Regions from separate parts of the Homo sapiens genome. Here region 1 is linked to region 2. The links are chromatin loops, found by intact Hi-C in ENCODE. Cell type or tissue: Panc1. All regions are shown on one strand. Each heading gives the region's core, and the rest is flanking DNA. Links, peaks and the distances in the headings are about the cores only. Region 1 has its middle 55 kb from the start of ONECUT1. Region 2 overlaps MYO5C (myosin VC).

The links. Peaks named below come from ENCODE experiments on the same cell type or tissue, not always from the same donor. Only the 100,000 strongest peaks of a DNase experiment are listed, where the experiment ranks them.
Region 1: it touches region 2 in a loop (13-fold over the local background); 103 of 110 quality-filtered maps call a loop at or near these places.

What each region holds. Positions count from the first base shown.
Region 1 is chr15:52,729,066-52,741,905 of GRCh38, reverse strand. No RefSeq gene overlaps it. Among named protein-coding and RNA genes, the nearest start is that of ONECUT1, 55 kb to the left of the region's middle. In Panc1, for the core only: CTCF peaks have their summits at 6,036 and 6,235 (motif pointing right); a DNase peak (open chromatin) is centred at 6,245.
Region 2 is chr15:52,251,884-52,262,519 of GRCh38, reverse strand. MYO5C (myosin VC) reads left to right here. Exons shown (of 41, transcript NM_018728.4): 10 at 1,393-1,658; 11 at 5,800-5,881; 12 at 9,063-9,203. Among named protein-coding and RNA genes, the nearest start is that of MIR1266, 20 kb to the left of the region's middle. RefSeq lists enhancers at 1,745-2,320, 4,627-5,203. In Panc1, for the core only: a CTCF peak has its summit at 6,036 (motif pointing left); a DNase peak (open chromatin) is centred at 6,029.

The sequences.
Region 1 (12,840 bases), core at 2,414-10,413, 480 kb before region 2:
TGTCAGGGTCAGTCCAGGTGAAAGCAAAGAGAGGCTGGGACAAGGGGTGCAGGGGAATAGTGAAAAAAGCATCTTTAAGATCAAGAACAGAATAGTGAGTTGTGGAGGAAGGTATTGAGGACGAAAGAGTGTACGGGTTGGGCACCACAGGGTGGATAGGCAAAACAATTTGGTTGATAAGGCGCAGATCCTGAACTAATCTGTAAGACTTGTCTGGTTTTTGGACAGGTAAAATGGGGGAATTGTAAGGAGAGTTTATAAGTTTTAGAAGCCCATGCTGTAGCAGGCAAGTGATAACAGGCTTTAATCCTTTTAAAGCATGCTGTGGGATGGGATATTGGCGTTGAGCGGGGTAAGGGTGATTAGGTTTTAATGGGGTGGTAATGGGCATGTGATTGGTTGCCAGGGAAGGAGTAGAGATGTCCTATACTTGTGGGTTAGGGTAGGGGGATACCAGAGGAAGACACGAAGGAGGCTTTGGGTTGGGGAGAAGGGCAGCAATGAGATGTGGCTGTAGTCCAGGAATAGTCAGGGAAGCAGATAATTTGGTTAAAATATCTCGGCCTAATAAGGGAACTCGGCAGGTGGGGATAACTAAAAAAGAGTGCATAAAAGAGTATTGTCTAAGTTGGCACCAGAGTTGGGGAGTTTTAAGAGGTTTAGAAGCCTGGCTGTCAATACCCAGAACAGTTATGGAGACAAGGGAAACAGGCCCTTGAAAAGAAGGTAATGTGGAGTGGGTAGCCTCTGTATTGATCAAGAAGGGGATGGACTTACCCTCCACTGTGAGAGTTACTTAAAGTTCGGTGTCCGTGATGGTCTACAGGGCTTCTGAGGCGATCGGGCAGTGTCAGTCTTCAGGCGCTAAGCCGAGAAGGAGTCAGTCAGAGAGCCCTGGGCCAGAGTTCCAGGGGCTCTGGGAGTGGCCACCAGGTGAGTTGAACAGTCTGATTTCCAGTGGGGTCCCGCACAGACGGGACACGGCTTAGGAGGAATCCTGGGCTGCAGGCATTCCTTGGCCTGGTGGTCAGATTTCTGGCACTTGTAGCAAGCTCCTGGGGGAGGAGGTTCTGGAGGAACACCTGGCCACTGCGGTTCAGGTGTTTGGAAGTTCTTGTGTGCTGGAGATGTGTCTGGGGTTTGTCTCACAGTGGAGGCAAGGAATTGCAACTTTTTTCTATTATTGTACACCTTGAAGGCGAGTGAATTAAATCCTGTTGTGGGGTTTGAGGGCCAGAAGGAGTTTTATTTAATGTCGGGAGCAGATTGGGTAATAAAATGTATATTGAGAATAAGACGGCCTTTTGACCTTTTAGGGTGTAGGGCTGTAAAGCGTCTCAGGGTTGCTGACGAATGAGCCATGAACTGGGCTGGGTTTTTTATATTTGATGAAAAAGAGTCTAAACGCTAACTGATTTGGGAGAGGTCGGATAAAGAAAAAGGAGTATTAACCTTGACTATGCCTTTAGCTTCAGCCACCTTTTTAAGAAGAAATTGCTGGGCAGGTGGGGGAGGACTACTCATGGAATGAAACTGTAAACCGGACCAGGTGTGAGGAGGGGAGGTGATAAAAGGATTATAGGGTGGAGGAGTGGAGGCTGAGGAAGAATTGGGACCTAGCTCCGCCTGGCGAGGAGCAGCCTGGGGAGGTGGGGAGAGGTCAGATGGGTCTGTAGAAAAGGAAGATTAGAAAGACTCAGCGACGCTTGGGGTTGGGACTGAGGGGATAGGCGGGAGGGAAAGAAGGAAGATTTGGGATGAGTTGCATTGGGCACAGAGACTAGGAAGGGACCGATGTGTAAAAGAATGCCTGGACGTCAGGCACCTCAGACCATTTGCCAATTTTATGACAAGAATTATTTAGATCTTGCAGGATGGAAAAATTGAAAGTGCCGTTTTCTGGCTATTTGGAACTACTGTCAAGTTTGTATTGGGGTCAAGCGGCAATGCAGAAGAAAAGACGCTTAGATTTTAGGTCAGGTGAGAGTTGAAGAGGTTTTAAGTTCTTAAGAACACAGGCTAAGAGAGAAGAAGGAGGAATGGAGGGTGGAAGGTTGCCCATAGTGAAAGAAGCAAGCCCAGAGAAAAGAGAGAGTAGAGACATGGAGGGAAGGGGTTCGGGGGTTCTTACCCTCCAGAAAAGTGGGAAAGTGGTCGGGGCACAGAGATACGAGACCGGGGTGTGGAAATAAGGGATCGGGGCACAGAGATATAAGAGGTTGGGGCGCGGAAATAAGGGATCGGGGTGCAGAGATATAAGAGGTCGGGGTGTGGAAATAAGCAATCGAGGGGCAGAGATACAAGGTTGGCATACTTGCCCCTCCCCCAGAAAAATGGGACTTGCCGCTAAAGGTGAAGGAGAAGGGGTTGGGGGTTTCTTGCCCCCCAGAAAGGCAGAGAAGGGGTAGAGACACGGAGAGAAGGTTGGGGTACTTGCCCCTCCCCTTGAAAAGCGGGACTTGCCGCTAAGGGTGAAAGACCAAGGCAGGCGTCCCTGCATGGTCTGACACCTCTGAAACCTGGATTAATAATCAGAGAGGCGTCCCTGCAATGATTAAACACCAAGGGAAGGCTGCCTTGCCTGGTCTGTGACCGGTGCCAGAGTTTTGGGTCCACGGATAAAACCTGTCTCCTTTGTCTCTACCAGAAAATGAAAGGAATTGAAATTAAGAGAAGGGAGAGATTGAAGTGTGGCACCAAGATTGAAAGGAGAAAGAGGTTGAGGGATAGTGAGGGAGGTTGGAGAAGAGAGTAAAAAGAGGCCGCTTACCGGATTTGAAATTGGTGAGATGTTTCTTGGGCTGGTCGATCTGAGGACCTGAGGTTGTAGGTGGATCTTTCTCACGGAGCAAAGAGCAGGAGGACAGGGGATTGATCTCCCAAGGGAGGTCCCCTGATCCGAGTCATGGCACCAAATTTCACTTGCGTCAGCATGAAGAGACCACCAAACAGGTTTTGTGTGAGCAACATGGCTGTTTATTTCACCTGGGTGCAGGCGGGCTGAGTCCGAAGAGAGAGTCAGCGAAGGGAGATGGGGTGGGGCCATTTTATAGGATTTGGGTAGGTAAAGGAAAATTACAGTCAAAGGGGGGTTGTTCTCTGGTGGGCAGAGTGGGGGTCACAAGGTACTCAGTTGGGGAGCTTTTGAGCCAGGATGAGCCAGGAGAAGGAATTTCACAAGACAATGTCATCAGTTAAGGCAGGAACAGGCCATTTTCACTTCTTTTGTGGAGGAATGTCATCAGTTAAGGCAGGAACTGGCGATCTGGATGTGTACATGCAGGTACGTGCAGGTACGTGCAGGTCACAGGGGATATGATGGCTTAGCTTGGGCTCAGAGGCCTGACAAAAATGTCACAAACCTGCTGTTCTTACTGAGATTCAGGCTGTTTTTCTTAAACATTCCTTCAATTGTTGCAAGCCTTTGGATAATTTCCAGAGTTCTGAAAAAGTTGACTTTGACCATTTTTGCCATTGTTCTCATCGCCTTTGTAGAGGAGATGCTTTTCAGAGCTTCTTCTCTGCCATTCCTCCCTGCCCAAGGATGAAAGCACCAAGCTGATGTTCACATGCCCTCTCAGCAAGGAAGCCAGCAGCCATACATGTTAGTGGTTCAGAAAGCTTCAGAACTCAAAATCATTTTTTTTGAAACAGAGCCTTGTTCTGTCACCCCAGGCTGGAGTGCAGTGGCGTAATCTCAGCTCACTGCAAGCTCTGCCTCCTGGGTTCAACCAATTCTCCTGCCTCAGCCTTCTGAGTAGCTGGGATTACAGGCGTGCACCACCACACTCAGCTAATTTGTATATTTTTAGTAGAGACGGGGGTTCACTATATTGGCCAGGCTGGCCTCAAACTCCTAACCACAAGTGATCCGCCCACCTTGGCCTCCCAGAGTGCTGGGATTACAGGCATAAGCCACCGCACCCACTCTCAAAGTTTTTTTTTAAACCTTTGTAACTTCTTCATAATTGTTACTTTTGTCATGCCAAGTCTATTTCTCCACAGGGTAAAATGCCAAGGTCCTGAGGTCCTGGGTTGGGTACTTGTGATAATTGGGTAGTAACTGAGTCACTGTGCTCAGGGAAGATGATTTCATGTGCCCTTTTCTGAGTTCACACACTGAGAATAACATGGTGTGCTCTGTGAGGTTCCTGAGAAAGCTGATATATATATATCAAGTTATACAGTGTAAATTAGCACAATTTGTATTTGTCAATTATACCTCCAGAAAGCTGTTTTTTAAAAATTATGGGGCATGTCAAAGGGCACAGAAGCTAGCTTGAAAGAGCTCCCAAAGCCTAAGCTTGGATAATTTGAACAACAAAATAAATAATGATAGTACTGGATTATAGTCCACAGAATAAAATATGCATGAGTCCATACTGAGCTAATTATATAATTGAATAGATACATAAATGGGGGAAAGGGACAGTTCTTCCTTATAGTAGAATTCCTATTTTAAAATGTAGGAGAGATGAAAAGATGAAAATAGGTAATCACAACTATGCAAACGAATACCGCATTAATAATTGCTGCAGGCAAGAACCATCTAGAAATTCTAAAGTCAATAGGTAAAGTATGGTAAGATATAGGATATTTGCATAATCTCAAAGCATTTTCCTGCAATACTTATTAATTGTGAAGGAAAAATAGCAATTTAACCAGGAGGAACTTGACAGTTCCCCCCTTCTTAACCAAGAGATGAAAGTTAGCATCACTACTAATAAATAAGACGTATCAACATCATGCATCCCCTCATATGATGCACTAAGAACATGGCAGTATTCTCGACAAAGACAGATTACCTCAACCTAATCATGAGAAAATAGCGGACAAACTGAGGGACATTTTACAAGATAATTGACCATTACTCTTCAAAAATGTGAAGGTCGTCGGGTGCAGTGGCTCACACCTGTAATCCTGTAATCCCAGCACTTTGGGAGGCCGAGACAGGCAGATGGCTTGAACCCAGGAGTTCAAAACCAGCCTGGGCAACATAAAAAAAAAAAACCTATATATGTAGTGGGGATAGGGTTTTATATATATTGTATATATATACACTATGTATATACTATATATATATACACACTATATATACTATATATAGTGGGGACAGGGTTTTATATGTAATATATATATGTATATATATATATATATATATATATATATATTAGCCAGGTGTGTTAGTCCATTCTCACACTGCTGTAAAGATAGTACCCGAGACTGAGTAATTTATAAACAAAGGAGGTTTAATTGACTCACAGTTCCCCAATGCTAGGGAGGCCTCAGGAAACTTACAATCATGGCAGAACGGGAAGCAAACACATCTTACATGGTGGCAGGCAGGGGAGAGCCAGCAAGGGAAAACTGCCTTATAAAACCATCAGATCTTGTAAGAACTCACTCACTATCCCGAGAACAGCATGGGGGAAACCATCCCCGTGATCCAATCACCTCCCACCCGGTCCCTCTCTCAACACTTGGGGATTATGGGGATTACAATTTGAGATGAGATTTGGGTGGGGACACAGAACCAAACCATATCACTAGGTGTGGTGGCACGCACCTGTGGTCCCAGCTACTCACGAGGCTGAGGTGGGAGGAGTTCCTGACCCCAGGAGGTCGAGGCTGCAGTGAGCCCTGATGGTCGCGCCACTGCACTCCAGCCTGGGTGACCCTGTCTCAAAAATAAAAATAAAAAATAAAAAAAATAAAGTGTGAAGGTCAAGAAAGATGGAGGAGCTATCACAGATTAGAGGAGTCCAGGAGACAAGACAAATAAATATAATAGAAGATAATGAATCATTGGATCCTGGACAAGAAAAAGAGCATTAGTGAGAAAGCTGGCAAACTTCAAATTATATCTGTGGAGTAATTAACGGTATTGTACAAATGTCCATTTCCTGGTTTCAATTATTGTCCTGCAGTTACTCTTAGGAATGTTAATATTAGGGAACCCTGAGTAAAGGCCAAGCAGAACTTCTTGTACCATTTGTACAACTTTTCTGTAAATCTAAAACTATTTCAACATAAAAAGTTTTAACACTCATTAAACAACTATGTCAAAATTCGTTTTTCCCTGAAAGCACAGTTGTGAACTCTTTCTTTGCTGATAGGTTGCTAACAAAATTATGTGAAAAGCCGCAATCCAGTCATTTGTAACACAGGCACCTTGGGCCTTAACCTTTTCCAGACCACAGCTCTTTAGTAATATACATTTTGGCCAGTAGGTGGCAGCACTTGACCAGTTTACCATCAGCAAAACCCAGGGGAAAAGGGAGCATAAAGAGAGGGAGGTAAAACAATGAGATATCCAGAACACAGGAGCAGAAGGTGACAAAGTCATTATTTGATGGACAGTCACTATAGGGAGATGCCATTTTTATGGGGATTTACATGATGAGGCAGGGAGGAATGAACTTGTAAACAGTGATGTAAGGCTTGGAGGCAAAATTACCTGCCCCTACCCCATCCCCACCCTATCCCCTACGCTTTCCCCTAGCCTGGGGCATCAGGAAGGAGCCCTAAGCATTACTTCTGGGTAATCACTGGGTGATTAATACCACACTGGTGAAAGAAGAATAAAGGGTGACTTGCAAATGTTTCACACTTTCAAAAAAATGAATTACAAAGAAATTATAAATTATATGCTAGTATAGGAAGTTCCATCATTTAAAACATATTTTAAAAATAAAACTATAGCCAAATTATGTATTTGTGTACATATCTATGTATGTATTTGGAGACGATCTTGCTCTGTCACCCAGGCTGGAATGCAGTGGTGTGATCACAGCTCTCTGCAACCTCAAACTACTGAGCACAAGCAATCCTCCTGCCTAAGCCTCCCAGGTAGCTAGGAATACAGGTGTGTGCCACCATGCCCAGCCTCCAAATTTATAATTTTTTGTTGCGGGCCTGGGAGGAGCTCCACTCAATTCTCTTCTGTCTTCTCTCACAAACCCAAAATCTGCTCACCATGTGCAGTTGCCCGAGCCTATACCTGACCACAGTTATCTCAGTTATCTGTTAGTTGCTGAGCCCCGGGGAGGTCAAGAAACTTGTTTTTGTTGTTTTTTTCTGTTTGTTTGTTTGTTTGGTCACCCAGGCTGGAGTGCAGTGGTGTGATCATAGCTCACTGCAACCTTGACCTTCTGGACTCAAGCTATCCTCTCGAGTTAGCTGGGACTACAGGTGTGCACCACCACGCCCAACTGATTTTAAAGTTTTTTGTAGAAATGGTCTCACTAAGTTGCCCAGGCTAGTCTCCAACTCCCAGGCTCAAGGGATCTCCCACCTTGGCCTCCTAAAGTGCTGGATTACAAGCATAAGCCACCGTGCCTGCCAAGAGACTTATTTAAAATACCAAGATTAACAAGTACCAGAGCTAGGACTTAAAGCCAAGACGTTGAGTAAGTCTATTCCCCCTTCCACAGTGCAGAAACCCATTCCAAACTCATGTCTTTTATCTGTGAAGGACAGGCTCAAAGGTGACAAGGATCTGAGTTGCATTTCAGCAGCAGATACCAAGGATTCCCTGATAAAGCTGAGTTTGCCAATTAGGCTGAACCCTCCCAGCCATGACTAAGACATATGAAATATTAATATGTATTTCAATAATGTTTCATATTCTGATTTTCCTAGGCGGGGAACTTCTGGTCCTCATTTCTCTACCCCACCTAACTAACCTTTTCTTTTCCCCAGTGGAAGGATAATTGTTGTGAAATGTAAAACCCAAAGTTTCTGACCAGAGCTTCCTGAAGCTTTTCCCAGAGTGACCTCAATCACTAGGCCTCAAACCAAACAAACAAACAAAGAAATCTATTTAAAGATATCCTTTCTACCACTCCTAATCCATAGCCTACTGCTAATGGACAGATGGGCATGGTGGTGCCTGCTCAGAGAGCTCCCCAGTGCTATCAAAATACTCAGTCAACGCTCACTGCCCAGCAGGCTGCACCTCCTCCCAGCCCACTCAGCAGAGCAGCCACTTGGAAGGATGTGTAGGACATGGCCTTCTGAATCAGCCAGAATCCAGCAGGGCTCCCTGGGACCTAGGCTTGAGGGATATTAGGACAGACAGGAATGAGCTTAAAGAGGCAGTTCCAATGGGAGCTGTTCCTGACTCTCAGGTCCAGGCCCAGGTTGGGGGCCACTAAGGGCAGCTGTCTCTATAGGAACCTCAAGGTCTAGTCCAAATCTTCCAGCCCAGGAAGCTGGAGCGCACCGATAATAGTTGGTTCTTCTCACTGGTTCCTCCTGAGAAAGGACTTCTTAGAAAAGAGAGACTCAGGCATGATTGAGGTTTCTATGCTTGGAGGGCCCTGAAGCCTCAAGTGACTTCCCTCTGCCTTCCCACCCAACAGGGAGTCTTTATTGTTCACTTTCATTCATAATATACTGAGACCCAGAGGGCAGGTTGTAGTCCTGGGACATGCTTTTTTTTTTTTTTTTTTTCCTGCTTTGGAACTTCTTGCTACATCTGCAGCTGAATGTGATAGGATCTGGGTAAGAGGGCTTGAATACTGTGATGCAAGAACCCTGGCTTTACATAACACATGTCCTGCTCTGCTGATGGTGCAAAACTTAATACAAGAACTCAACACCCACAAAGAGGTAACTCAAGAATCACAGCCATGTATGGCTGCAAACATTTTGATTTGCTGTAATTTCCTCTCCACACACCCCATCCCAGTTGTCAGTAATGACACTTGCTTCTGAGCAACCAGCACAAAAATGAAAATGTAGCATAGCCATGTTTATCCTGGTCTGGTAACCTTCAAGAACTCAAAGTTCAAGGAGAGGAAAAACACTGTTTTTTTAACTTCAGGGTACATCTTTTGCAAATAAAACTTTTTTTAGAGTCAAAATAACATTTTTACATGTAGCCAAATGGTATGGTTATATTCCTTTCTGCGTAAGGATTTTCTGGGGAAAAAATTAAATAAAATAATTATATTCTTTAATATATAATTCCTAATTAAAACTCAAATTTCCCAAATTGTCCTAAAAATGTCCTTTATACTTGGTTTCTCTAAACTAAGATCCAATACAAGACGATACATTGCACCTGTTTTTTAATGTCCCTATAGTCTCTCAATCTCTAACAGTCTCTTTCTGTCATGCTACTGACTGTTGACATGGCATCAGCTGACCTGCCAAATGCCAGGCCTCCTGGATGTGTCTAATGGCTTCTTAGTGATGTTATACAGCTTTTTCTCTATTCTTTGAATTTTTTGTAACCTGGAAGTTAGATCTAAAATTTGAGATTCAGGTAAACGTTTCTAAACTGACAGAATGCTAAGTGTATCTTATAAATGGAGAAAGTGTCACACGGAAAAGCTGAGTGACATAAATGATCATTATACAAGTTATATAAAGTATCAAACATGTATGAAACTGGTACTTCTCAGTTAGACCACATTTATCTTAATCTCATGAAACACAAAACCTACTTATTTATTCATTATATGAATGGAGTCTACTTAACTCTAACCTTAGAATCAAGTAAGTCACAAACATGAAATGTTTTGTATAGAAATCAGAATGTTACAGGCTTCTACAGGAAACTCCCTTGTGTTCTCTTGGGAAATGGATTTGTCTGTTTTTATTTTTGACTTACAACGCTATCCTGATCTCACTCCTCATTCTGGGCAAGGCCCAACCCCTTCTACTTTCACAACTGCTCTGCCTGGTCTCTACCTGCACCCTAAACCCATAAGGGACAAAAGCAAGAGTAGCAGCAACAAATTCAGGTAGAAGAAGCCTGGATATGTGAAGGTCTACCTTGCTCTCAAAGTTTATAAGCACTTCTCTTGGCAAAACTTAACTTACTCCTAAAATATTTTGCCAGGTTTTATTGAATAAATACTGTTTTATGAGCTTATCTCTTACTAAAGCAAGCCACCTTAAGGTGGCCTTGGCATTTTTTGTTTGTTTGTTGAAGGAAATATTGAGCCTCTCAATCATCCTTAAGCCAGGCCAGCTTCTACCCTCTGTTGTGGTGACCATGGAACACAGGGCAGCTGCTGGGAAGGATGAAATCCCTCTCCAAGTGCTAAGTTACCCTTGGAGCAAAAGCAAGGAGGCAAAAAGAGGGAGGGCTATAAAGGGGTATATATTATACATATGCCTGAATATGTACAGAATATTTCGGGAAGCCCAGATAAGGCTGCTAAGTGTGATTGCTGGGGGATGGGGGTTGGCGAGATGGGGAATAACTGGGGTACTGAGGATACTGGGGAAGAAGAAGACCAATTTTAATGTATACTCTTTTTTTTTTTTTTTCTTTAGAGACAGGGTCTCACTCCACGGTACAGGCTGGAGTACAGTGGTGGAGTCATAGCTCACTTCAGCCTCCTGAGTCGCTGGGACCATAGGCACATGCCACCATGCTGAGCTAATTTTTTTTTTTTTGTAGAGTCAGGGGCCTTGTTTTTTGCCCTGGTCTTGAACTCCTAGCTTCAAGTGATCCTCCTGCCTCAGCCTCCCCAACTGCTGGGATTACAGGCATGAGTCACTGTGCCCAGCTATATACCCTTTTGTACTATTTGAATTTTGTTTTACCGTGTGCACATATGACTTTTTCAATAAGCACAGGTTGTTTTGTTTAATGCATTGATGTATAATGTTACCATTCTTGGGAGGATTACATTTGAACATGACTTCAGCTAAAGGAATCTGTCACTGATAGAATTTCAGGTGGCTGGCCAAGTAGGGTGGCTCACATCTGTAATCCCAGGACTTTGGAAGGACTAGGCGGGAAGATCACTTGAAAGCAGGAGTTCGAGACCACCCTGGGCAATATAGCAAGAGTCTGTCTTTTTTTTTTTTTTTTAAAGGAAAAAAGGAAAAGAATTTCAGGTGGCTGACTCTCTAGCTATTAAGGTAGAGGAGGTAGTTTTTGCTAGAAGAAAGCCCTTCCCAACTCTTCTGAAGTTATGATGACAGCTCAAGACGGAGCCGACCATGTTTCTGGGAGAAATTCTATGGTGGGCTATACTTGTATTTAGGCAGGTCTCCAGCAAGAGAATGTCCTAGTCAAGAAAGTGCGGCTATGGCCTTCACTGTCCCTCGACAAGGTGAAACCTGCTCTCTCCCCCAGCCAGAGGAGAGAGAGGTATTTTTAACCTTGGTGTTGGCTAACGCAGGGTTTCAGGTATTCTCCGGGGTGTACTATGAGACAAGAAAGCCACGATATAACACTTAGACTCATTTGCCCTATCTCAATGTGCTGGTTTTATGCACCTTGGAGAATTGGACCATAAAAGCTGTAATAAGTGAAAACTATTTATTATGCTTCTCCAGTAACCCTTTGGCTATTGTCTTTCTTTTGCTTCTGAAGCAGAAGTGCAGTGCAGCAGTGGGTCGCTAACCTTACCCTCACATCCTTTGGCAAGGGGATAGAAAAATTACCTCCATAGCATTTGCCTTAAGTAGACCAGGAAGAGAAACCAGATTTGGGTCTATTACAAAAGAACTAGAATTACAGGAAGGTTATTTAGGTTCTCTTCAGAAGGTGGCATGCGTTAGTCATTAGATCTAATGGCACGTGCGTGAGACAAACCAAGTCAACAGGAAATGGATCATGCCATCTGTGAGAAGAGGACAAAAGTTGAAGCATGTGTGCTATGCAGAGTCTTTGCAGATTTGGGGAGGGTGGATTTTTCTCTCACCAAAAGAAGGAGTGGAGAGATGTTGATTTCCAGAATTGATTAACAGAAGAGGATGCAGACACTTCACTTAAATAAATATATCCCCACAAGCTACCAGCTGAGCAACTGCTGGGCTAGAAAGTAACTTGAGTTTAGACCCATTTGGAGATAACTGTCCCTTCCATAAAGAGAAAAGAAGGCTAAATTTAAGCAGGTGGTGAGTTTGGTTAAAAAAGAAAGGCAACAGCTTCGGAAACCACCAGCATTCTGATTACAAGGCTATGTGATCCTTTCAGAAACTGGAGCCTATTCAAGAATCTAAATCAAATTCAGTTTAGGTTTTTGGGGTTCAAACTGGTCTAAGAACAATCCTGACCTCCTAGCAGTCTCTCAGTCAATGAAGAATGGGCTTCTCTTGTATCATGGATATAGAATACACCTAGTTGCAAGGCAGGGACAGGGTAATATACAGTTTATAGCTGTCCAGACTCCAAATGCTTGTTGGAACCCCTCAAGAAGCCCTTTGGGGCTGGAAGGGAGGAGGGCTACTTCCAGATTTCTGAGTCACCTCAAAAAAGGTAGCCTTGGAAGCCAACTCCTCTCTGCTGCGGTCTCTGCATTTTACATCTCCATTCTCCTCTTTCTACCCCTTCAGCTTCCTAACTATTCATCGTCCCTCTTCTTCCTGACTGGGATTCATGTATTAGCTTTTTAAAAATGAAACCCCAAGAATCACTTGAACCCGGGAGGCAGAGGTTGCAGTGAGCTGAGATCACGCCACTGCACTCCAGCCTGGCAACAGAGTGAGACTCCACCTCAAAAAAAAAAAAAAGAGAGAAGAGAGAGAGAAAAGAAAGAAATCCTAATATAATAAAATTATTATGACCATGTGGCTATATGACCATTAAATATTTGTTTTGCACTTCATTCCTTTTTATTTCTTCAGCAAAATGAAATGACCCAATTAATTGCAGAACCCTGAAATCTCACTAATTTTTAAAATCAGAATTCATTTACAGACTCTGATCCCTTATTGTAAGTGACTTTATGTAGTTACGGTCTAAAACCTATTACCAAACAGACTTAACTAAACAATCTTGGTTCTTCTGGCCTGCTTTTTAATTGGAAGAGGAATCTGGAAACCATTACAAAATAGACTGCAAATGAGTCACAACAGGTGACTGTATTT
Region 2 (10,636 bases), core at 1,409-9,408:
GTGTCTGAAGTGGCAGATCCCCCTCTGTTGCCTTGCTCAGTTACCTCAGAGAAGCTGGGCTTCTGCCCTTTTTTCCCCAAACCCCCATAGATTAAAAATGTGATTTCTACCCAACAAATGCCATCACACTGAGCCCTCTCCCGTGAAGCTTCTTATTAAGGTAGCATTTTGGAGGAGGAATTAAAATTGATTGACTGAAAATCCTTTGGAAAGGCTTCTAAGAATATTTGTAGAAAATTCCCAGTCCTATAATTATTGGTCCTAGATTTGGGATCCATCTCCACCCATTTGTATCAGGAACTTGAAATGTTGGACACGTTAAATTTGGACAAAGCCATCTGACTTTTTGAAAAGCTGCCGCCCCTTTGCATTTTTTTCCCATAGCAGCACCTGCAGCTGAATTGTTTTTGACTCAGAAGGTTTCATTCTTTCTTAGAAGGAAGGAAACCAAATGCCACTGCCAGTCCCTTCCCTTATAAGGTCAGGCACGTCAAAGCCAGCTCTGTGTTACTGTGATATTGGTCAGCAGGGGGTGTGGGTAGAGCGCAGGGAGGGGCAGGACTGTTTCCATGGCTTCCTACACTGTGTCCTGAGGCTTTTTAGTGCAATCATGTAGATTTCCTGGTGGGCTGGAATGGTGCCGGCAGGGGAGCCTGCCTTGGGAGTTCTCCTGCCTGAGAGAGGAGCTGGGAGTCACATCCTTGCCTGAGGACAGGAGCCCTTTGTCCACACTGGCTGAAGGGAAATGGGAGCACCTCTTCCCTTTTTTCATCTGCTGACCAGCGGGGCAGCTCTCATGCCCTGGCTTGGGGGAGAAGCAAGATTTCACTTTGTGTATTCAGGAAAAGTCCCACCCCAGCCCTCGTGTCAGCTGAGGCACTAGCTCAGCCATGGGACTCCCACCAGCTTCTGCCTGGCAGCAACACCTGGGTACCTCCTGGACCAACCATCCAGGCAAACCCCTGGCCACACGAGGTGGGGCAGGGTGAGTGCACACTCTGACAAGTGGCCCAGGATGGTTCAAAGGGAAGAGAGAGGGCTGCATCCACATCCACAGGAACAGGGCAGGGTCTAGAGAGGGTGGCCTCTATGGCCTTAGTCACCGCTGACATTCTTTGGTTAAAATGAAAAATCAGCGTGGGACGCAGCCCTGGACTCCCTGGCATTGCTGCAGGGGTGGTCTGCCAAGGGCCAGGTGCAGGACCCGTGCTGCTGTAGCCCCCTTGCTCTACTCCCAGGTCTATCTCCACCTCCTGAGGCTGGGCGTCCTTGTGCCAGCTACTACTCAGCTCTTGCACAGGCCTGAGTGTGGGCACGGGGGCCTTGGCCGGGTGGGATTGTGTGTCTTTGGATGGCTGGGCCACCTGACGGGGCTTGTGCTTGTTTTTGAAGGAGGATGACAGTCACCTGAAGGTGTTCTGTGAGCTCCTGGGCCTGGAGAGTGGCAGAGTTGCTCAGTGGCTGTGCAATCGCAAAATCGTCACAAGCTCTGAGACGGTGGTAAAACCCATGACCAGGCCTCAGGCTGTCAACGCCAGGGATGCACTGGCCAAAAAGATCTATGCTCACCTGTTCGACTTCATTGTGGAGAGAATTAACCAAGCGTTGCAGTTTTCAGGCAAGCAGCACACTTTTATTGGTGTTTTGGACATTTATGGGTAAGATTCTCTTCAGTGAGCCTGTCTTTCCTCCTTTAAATGTTGAGAGCCGCATGGTTTTTAGATCATTTTGTTCTGGTTCTTTTGTATTTCACATGATTAGAAAGATAACATTCTCTGCTTTTGCCCCTATAGATGCTAAGTACACTCTCCTGGGCTATGGTGCCATTTATTCAAAGTGCATTAAAGAGATGCTGAATTAGGAATGACCAATGTCAAGAGCTTACTGTGTGCCAGCTCTGAGGCTGCTTGGCTTCCATGGGCTTTCTCACTTAATTTCTTAAACAACCTTATAACTATCCCCGTTGTAGAGCTGCAACAACCAAGGCTTAGAAAGACTCAATAACTTCGTCACAATTGCTCCGCTGGTGGGAGAACCCAGCACAGTTGTGAGGCTCCTGCTTTTGCTTTTCCCACCAAAGGCCCCTGAGGTGTGGAGCCCCAAGGTCCCTTCCCATTCGAATCACAGGGGATGACAAGTCACCTAGGCTTGCACCTTGCCCAAGCCCAGCGGCCAGAGGTGGACTGAACCCAGGTCTCTGATCAACCACCCCCCTACCCCAATCCTTTTCCGTTCTTGGGTGAGAAGGTCTTGGATTTTCCCCAGCCCTCCTCCAGGAGGTCTTACCCTTCATCCCACCCTGGAGTTGGGTTCTTTTTCATTCTCTCTGCCTGGTCCTCCTTTTCTAAACCCCGGGCTCAGCTCGTGCTGAAACAGCTATGGAGTAACCAGAGTGGAAGCTGGCATGGAGGGCTCTGTGGAGATTGTTATCCTTCAGGCTTTTCTAGCAGCTGGCCCCAGTGCCCAGCCCTTGCCCCTCTCCTGGGACCCACCCTGGTTTCTTAACAGGAGAAGGGGAAGATTGACCCATGAAAGGCATCCTGGAGTGTTCCACCTGGATTGGGGGATCTTCCCCACACCATGGCAAAAAGCAGCTCAACCCCATTCCCCATGCAAAGGGGAGAGCTGAGCTCTGGCCTTCACGGCCCTGCTGCTGCCTCCTGGGGAGGAGGGGGACAGGGCCACACCACGCTGTTGGACTTGCACCCAGGTGGAGAGGCAGCTTTTCCCATAGCTGTCAAATGGGAGACAGTCAAGGGAGCTGCTTTGTTTAATTTAGATCCTAAGTTAATACATATGGCTCCCAATTAATAGTACGTGTCAACAGTTATAAAATGCTTAATACATTACTGGGATAGCCTAGTCAATTATTTACCTTGTCTTCTTCCCAGAAAGTGTTTGAGCAGCCAGTTAAAAGCTTAAGTGAACTTTTAAAAATGGATAGTCCTCATTAAAAATAGTCCTGTTTCATTGTGGTGGAAATACGTAATTATTCTGTTATTCCCTGTTCTTTTGGGTGTTTTTAAGATGTATTTTTAAATGACAGTCCTTTATTTTAACAGTATATTATTTCTTTCTTTTTTTTCTTTTTTTTTTTTTTGAGACGGAGTCTTGCTCTGTTGCCCAGGCTGGAGTGCAGTGGCACCATCTCGGCTCACTGCAACCTCTGCCTCCCAGGTTCAAGCGATTCTCCTGTCTCAGCCTCCTGGGTAGCTGGGACTACAGGCACCTGCCACTACGCCCGGCTGATTTTTTTTATTTTTAGTAGAGACTGGGTTTCACCGTATTAGCCAGGATGGTCTCGATCTCCTGACCTTGTGATCTGTCCATCTCGGCCTCCCAAAGTGCTGGGATTACAGGCGTGAGCCACTGCACCCAGCCATTATTTCATATTTTTATCTAACAGATGTTTATGTCCCAGGCACTGTGTTGGAGGCAGTGGTTGAACAGCATAGATGTACGGCTCCTGCCACCGTGGGACTGAGACTGGTGAGGGCAGCAGGCCGGCAGTAGAGGTTAGGATGAGTCCTGGGAAGGGAGGAAGGTGTGCTGGAGGTTAGCAGAGGGTGGGGACAGAGCAAGGGCAGCCATGTGCAAGGAGTAGTGAGCTGGACGGTGGCCCCCAGGCAGGATCCAGAACCACTGTAATAAGGAATTTGAATTTTTCAGCTATGTGGAAAAACCTGAGACAAGAGTATTTATAAATACACAAAGACTTGTTAGAGTAAATTATTTTAAGATTCCTCTCAAAAATTCTAACAATAGCCTGTTTGCTGCCACCCTTGAGTTCATGATACGCCTCCAAAAAAATCAGCTTTCCTCTAGGCAGCAGGGCTGCAGCCTGGGGCCAAGCCTTTCCCGCCCCCTCCAGCAGCCTCGCTTCTAGGCTAACCCTCGCCTAGGCATACCTGCAACTTTTGAGAAAGCTCTTTTTGACTTGGAAATAAGGAAGCCTCAAAGGAAGACTTAGCATCTTTGAAAGCCAGTAAAGCTGAAGCTGTGAGCTTCAAGGTCTAAGCTGAGAGTGAATGAAGGCTGGTGACTCCCCAGCCTGTCGTGTATTTATGTTCTTTGGACCCAGAGTTGGAAAAACCTGGGTCTGGGGGTCAGACCCCTGGGAATGAGCTCCGTAGCATACCAGTTACGTGACCTCAAGAAAGTCACAGAACCTCTCCAAGCCTTAGTTTCTGCATCTACAAGATGGGGCCTCTCTTGCAGGGTGATTTTGAACATATGATGGAAGAAATTATGCAGGTACCTTGAAAACCATAAGCATGGTTCCAGTGTGAAGTGTTTTCATAGCCAATGTGCCTCTAGCATTTTAAGTCACAGATCTAGGTCTTTCCATGGGTCCTAAACTTCAGATTTTTGTGCCCCAAAATAATGCATTGATGTTTGACATTTTGCCAGGTTCTAGAAAGCCCTGCCCTTGGCCCCAGCTGTGAGCTGCAGAGCTCAGTGAGACCCTTTTTAATCTTCCCCCAGGCCCAGCCCTGGCCTTGCTTCCATGAGCAGACCAGCCTCCGAATCTCTGAGCCACCAAGGCTGCGTGTGGAATGGGGCTGTCAGAGCTGCTATGAATCACCCTGGAGCTGTCTAGAGGACAGTCCAGGTTCTTACCCTGCCCAGGAATTCCAGATTGAGCCAAACCAGCTCAGTCAAGTGAGACTCCCAGGGGACCTGTGATAGGAGCCGGCAGGAACCTCTCAGGATTAGAGCGATTAAGAACAAAGCTTTGGAGGCACCAAGCACTGGGGTCGAATTGCATTTCTGGCACCACTTGCTGGCTGTTGGTCCTCACCATGGTCACTCCTTCTCTGACCCTCGTGTGTGACAGTGGAGTCACAGGAGCCCTTCACATAGGGCTGTGTTAGGGTTATAGGAGGTGACGTGCATAAATGCTGACACCTTAAAAGTGCTCAGCAAGCTGCCTTCCAGCAGGAGCTCATCTGGCCAGGTGGTAAATTTGGTGCCTCTGTTTTGTTCGGCCCACGTTTTGCAGAGTGGGATTATTCACTTAAAAGTCCCAGTTTTCTGACTTTTCTTAAGAATCAATTAATCTAACATCCTGGGCCGCATTCATCCATGGCTACATCCGGCAGGAGCTGAGTAGCAGCTGCCTCCCCAAGGGCTCCTCTCAGTTCTTGAGCTTGCAACTCCAAGGCAACTGCAGAGGCAGCTGATGAAAGTCTGAATATGGAAGCCAGCCATGTCTGTCTCGTCCCTGATGGGGTGTGCTGGGCTGTAGGATATGAAATGACTTTGCCCTTTTCCTCTAGGAGCTATGAAAGCACCCCTTAGGGAGGCAAAATTGTGCTGCAGTTGTGCTGCTCCTCCCCTCAACAGACAAGGAGAGAATAGGAAACCACATTGCCTTCTCATTGGAGGCACAGGCATCACAGTCAGGCAGCTTCGCAGCTAAGTTCTGACACAAGCTGTGTGACCTTTGGCAAGTTTCTTAACCTCTCGGGCTTATTTTCTGACCTATAAAGTCAGAATAATAATTGCCAATATCACTGTTGTTGTGCGGACTACACCATATGGTGACATGCTTATTTTAATGCCTGGCTTGAGGTAGGTGTTTTATACCTACCAGATTTCTTCCGGGGGACAACCAGGAAAAGGGTTATTTATAAACTGACTACTAGGATATCATTAAAACCAGAAGCTTTGAGGGGTATTTAAAACTTGTAGAAGACATAGCAAACGTTTAAGCTTTTAAGTGTCAAAAAATATCTATAAACAAATGCATATGTCTTGCTTCAGGTTATATTTTAACTTGTTTAAATTGTATTTCAGTTTTGAAACCTTTGATGTGAACAGCTTTGAACAATTTTGCATCAATTACGCTAATGAAAAACTGCAACAACAGTTTAACATGGTAGGTGACCTTTCTGCCTTCTTGACTAGTTCTCAGCCGCGCGCGCGCGCGTGTGTGTGTGTGTGTGTGTGTGTGTTCGTGGAAAGAGGCATTCTTCTTTCTTGAGGTTGCAAATTTTTATGCAAGGAGCCTCACGCTGGGTCACTGCACCACCTTGTGGCCAAATCTTGAAATCACACCCTCTCATCTATTTCATCTTTTTTGAATCACCTGCCAATGTGTGAGCCTCACTGCCCTTCTTGGATACAGACCCTCTGTGCAGCCAGACAAAACTATTTAGTTGGTTGCCTGAGGCCTCCACTTTCTTTCGAGCCTCTCTGTCTTTGCACTTGCTGCTTTCTCTGCCTTAACCCACGTGCTCCTGTTATTTCCCCATTGCTTTATCTTCACGTGGCCAACTCCAGCTTGTGTTTTGAGATCCAGCTTCCCTGAGAGCCTCCTGCGATACCTCCTGGCCTCTTCCTATGTGCTTCCTTATCGCAGGCCTGTCACATGGAATTATCATCATTTGCATGCAAGTTTCCAAATAGACTTGGTCACCTGGAGAGGCCAGGACTGGCATTCTTTGTCTCTCTCAGCCCAGTGCTTATCTCGGCACATGCAGCACTAAACAGCAGATGGCCAATGGATTATGGGAATGAGTTTCTCCAACCTTAATTTAGAACAAGACATATATGGTACCTTCCTAACTAACAATAAGATCAAATGTATCATCCCATGGAAACAGACAGGAGATGGATTCCAATTTTTTTTTTCCACTGGGAAGATTTGTTTATTCAAAAGACGTTTTTGAGTGTATACTGTGTATACCAGGTACCAAGTTAAGTGCTGAGGTAGAAAGATGAATAAAACAATTTAAAAAATGTTGAGTAAATGCTACTTGTGGCTGTTTGGGCATTTATTATTGCTATGTGTATTGAATACAATTTCAACCTCTTAAATCAGTTCCCTAGATGCAAGAACTTTATTGAATTCACTTTTGAATTCCCAACAGTACTGACGCCTTTCTGCTCCTAACAGAAGTCAATGAAATTAAAAGTTGATTGAACATCTTTCTACATTGGCCCTACCATGAAACTACTCTCATATTTTTTTTATAATTGCCTCCTTAACATTTATATTTGGCTCTGTTTCTGAAAAGCCATGAAAGCTAAAATGCTTTACTAACTCACATTTTCCCTTTAGCTTACATTCTAAACTTTGGCTACATGTTTATGGGAAGAATGGTGATTCCAGTTCATAATAGAAATCACACTTTAATACCCTAACAGTTACTCCAAGGAAAGGTTATACCTTTGTTAGTGTCCAGTCTTATGCTCCCTCAGAACCCCTGAGGAAAACATAGCATGACGTCTTGGAGAGTGTGGGCTTTGGCTCAAACTAAATTGGGTTTGAATCTCAGCTCTACCACCTCCCTCTGGGACCTTGGGTTCTCTGAGCCTCTGTTTCCTTGTTTTAAAAATGAGTCATCATTACACATTGTATGTATGTGTCAGAATATCACATGTACCACAAAACTATGTACAACTATTATGTATCAATTTAAAAAGAGTCAATAATAACTGTCTAATATTGTGAGAAGACCTAACATTGAATCCTACTCAGTAGAAGTTTCTTTTTTTTTTTTTGGCCCAGAATTAATTCATGTATAACCATTAAATTTCATTCCATTGTAAATTTCATTTCTTTAGCATTTGCAAGGCTCTCCTGGAAGTTTAACATTAATAACTACAGCTGAGGTTTATTCCAAGTGCATATTCAGTATAACTCACCTGAAGTCAAACTCTCTGTGGCTGCTACCCTGTTCCCTGGCTGCAATGGCGTGCTGCTCCCCAACATGTCCACCTTAACCTCAAAGTGACACTTATACCAGATGTCTTGCCAAAAATCACAAATCAGAGGCTGTAATTCTATTTTTTTTTTTTTGCTTTTGTTCTCCTCTCCTGTTCTTCTTCCTCTTCCACTTCCTCCTCCTTCTCTTCCTTTTTCCTCTTCTCCTTTTTCTGAGTCATCCATCAATGTGTAGATCCTCCCAGGAGGGGTAGTATCTTCAATTGTCAGCACAGAAAGCTTTGGGTAGGACTCTCCTGATCTCCAGTCCCCCTCTTCTGGCTGCCACTGGGCCTTGCACCTGATGCCCCCAGGGAGCTCAGCAGTAGCAAGTGTAGAAGTGCCGGTGCCACCTTCTCCTCTCAGCCCGCTTACCCTCCACGTGACTTTCTGTGGTCAAGTCACGCCATGGACCCCATGTCCTGAGCCTGACATTCATCCTGACCTCTTCGCTCCTCTTCCTCCTCCCTGAGTCCCAGCCATCAAGAGCATCGGGCTGAGTCCTCATTGGTCTCACTGCCTCCGGTTCTTCCCTCCTCTGAGCCATCCTCCAGGTCTCATCATAACCCCTCCGCCCTCCAGCGGGTCCTCACTGCTCCTAGAAAAAGGCCATAGGCCCAGAATTCTCTAAGGAGGGTGTGAAGGTCTCAGGTGATTTGACTGTACCATTCTTTGCCACCACATTGCTGCTGTCCTCCTGTAATTTCTAACCTGCTTGAGGTGCGTTTCTCAAGCACCCATTGAGCTTTCATGTGGTTCCCACTGGGATTCCTCCATAGGAGGGTTTTCTTGATGCCCCACCCCACCCCACCCTACCCCACCTCACCACCTGCCAGCCAAACTTTCTTTCATCCTCCATGGTAAGCCTGAGTACATCCTCTGGGAAGCCTCCCTGATACCCTTACAGCCCAAGTGAGTAGTGCACGAAGATCTCTAAGCAGTGGGCTTCTCCCACCGGCCCCGCAGCTAGCATTCTCAGGTAGCTGGCTCCACCCAGCCAGGCTGCATTAGGCCAAAGAGGCTGGATCTGTCCTTGGATAGCTGCTAGCAGGAAGGGGCTGTAGGACCACACTGAGTACCATGTGGTGCTGGTGGTGACACAGGCTGGCCCAAGCCATGTCCTAGGAGGTAGAGACCCACTCAGACTAGGTGGGAGGATGACAGCTAGACTCGCTTTAGGAACTCGGCGGTATTGATCACGGTATGGGCCTTGTCTATACTTCAGGGTCCTTCTTTTTAAACATAAATATTACAGATCAACCATTTACATTTTCCAAATGCTTACATCCTGCTCTTTGGAAACGTATTTTAATATTCTGTTTTACTTTCTGTATTAACTTTGGATTCCCAGCATGTCTTCAAACTGGAACAAGAAGAATACATGAAGGAAGATATACCTTGGACGCTGATAGATTTTTATGACAATCAACCAGTTATTGACCTGATTGAAGCAAAAATGGGAATTCTGGAGTTACTGGATGAAGAATGTTTGGTAACTTTTAAGAATAATTGTTTTTTTCAGCTTTTAAGTAGTAACAGATGAGCATTTTGCAAAGCAGTTTTTTTGAAGTGTGCTTGTGAAGTCCTGATGTTTATCCAGTTGGTTGGATGGATATTAATGCTGGGACAGCATCCACAGCAGGGACCCCAGAGGGCCCACTGGGCCTTTTGCCCTCAGCCTGTGTAGACCACGCTTGGGGAGCTGCACCACCTCTTTTACCTGACTTCCAGCATGGAGGCTGTCCCAAAGTGTATGTAGAAACATGCATGAAAACAGCAAGTGACTCCACTCAAGTTGTCGGTGACTAATAAGAATTGAGTTTTCTTTTACATCCTGATTCTTGTGAGTCATCAAGAAAAATCAACATCGTATGATTCACCAGAAGAGCTTTCTAGAGTTTTCTTCTTACCATTTCCCTCTGGGAAACTCTGAAGTAGGCCAGCCTGGCAGTGTCTCTCATGGGGCCACAAGAACAAATAATCCCAAAGTGAGGATTAATAAGGTTTCGGGGTTAAAGGATTTTTTTTTTTTTTGAGACGGAGTCTTGCTCTATCACCCAGGCTGGAGTGCAGTGGTGCCATCTCGGCTCACTGCAACCTCCGCTTCCTGAGTTCAAGTGATTCTCCTGTTCCAGCCTCCGGAGTAGCTGGAATTATAGGCGCACACCACCATGCCCAGCTAATTTTTTGTATTTTTGGTAGAGACGGGGTTTCACCATGTTAGCCAGGATGGTCTGGATCTCCTGACCTCGTGATCCGCCTGCCTCGGCCTCCCAAAGTGCTGGGATTACAGGCATGAGCCACTGCGCCCGGCCAATTTTTGTATTTTTAGTAGAGATGGGGTTTCCATCTCAAAAAAAAAAAAATCACATGTATCAAGATCAAATTTCGCAACTAGCTTAGTACAAGGAGGTATGCCCTTATTTCAAGGAGTGAGTTAATTAGGAAGTAAAATAAGAAAAACTATTTTCCTGAGGCAGGGGAAGGGGAGGACTCTCTATTCAGGTGCCAGTCTTTTCCCATTCACCCGTGAATAAAGGTCATGTTCGTGTAATGGAACCCACACTATTTTTTCCTGAACCTTTAGATTTCTTTGGGAAGAAATAAAATACTGCCTATTTTATAGAAATAAAATTCTTCATTCTAAAGTCATTGTGTGACCATTTCTTTTTAAAGTTTTGTTCTTCTAAAGAGACTTTGATGTATCCATTAAAATATCACATCAAATACCCCACAAATATATATAATTGTTATTTGTCAATTAATAATAATTTTTAAAGTGCCCTAAAGATTAAGATCAAGGATAAATTAATGCCTAAAGTTGCTTTTTTAAAAGCCTCTAAGGCCAGGCGCAGTGGCTCTTGCCTGTAACCCCAGCACTTTGGGGAGGCCAAGGTGGGTGGATCACCTGAGGTTAGGAGTTGG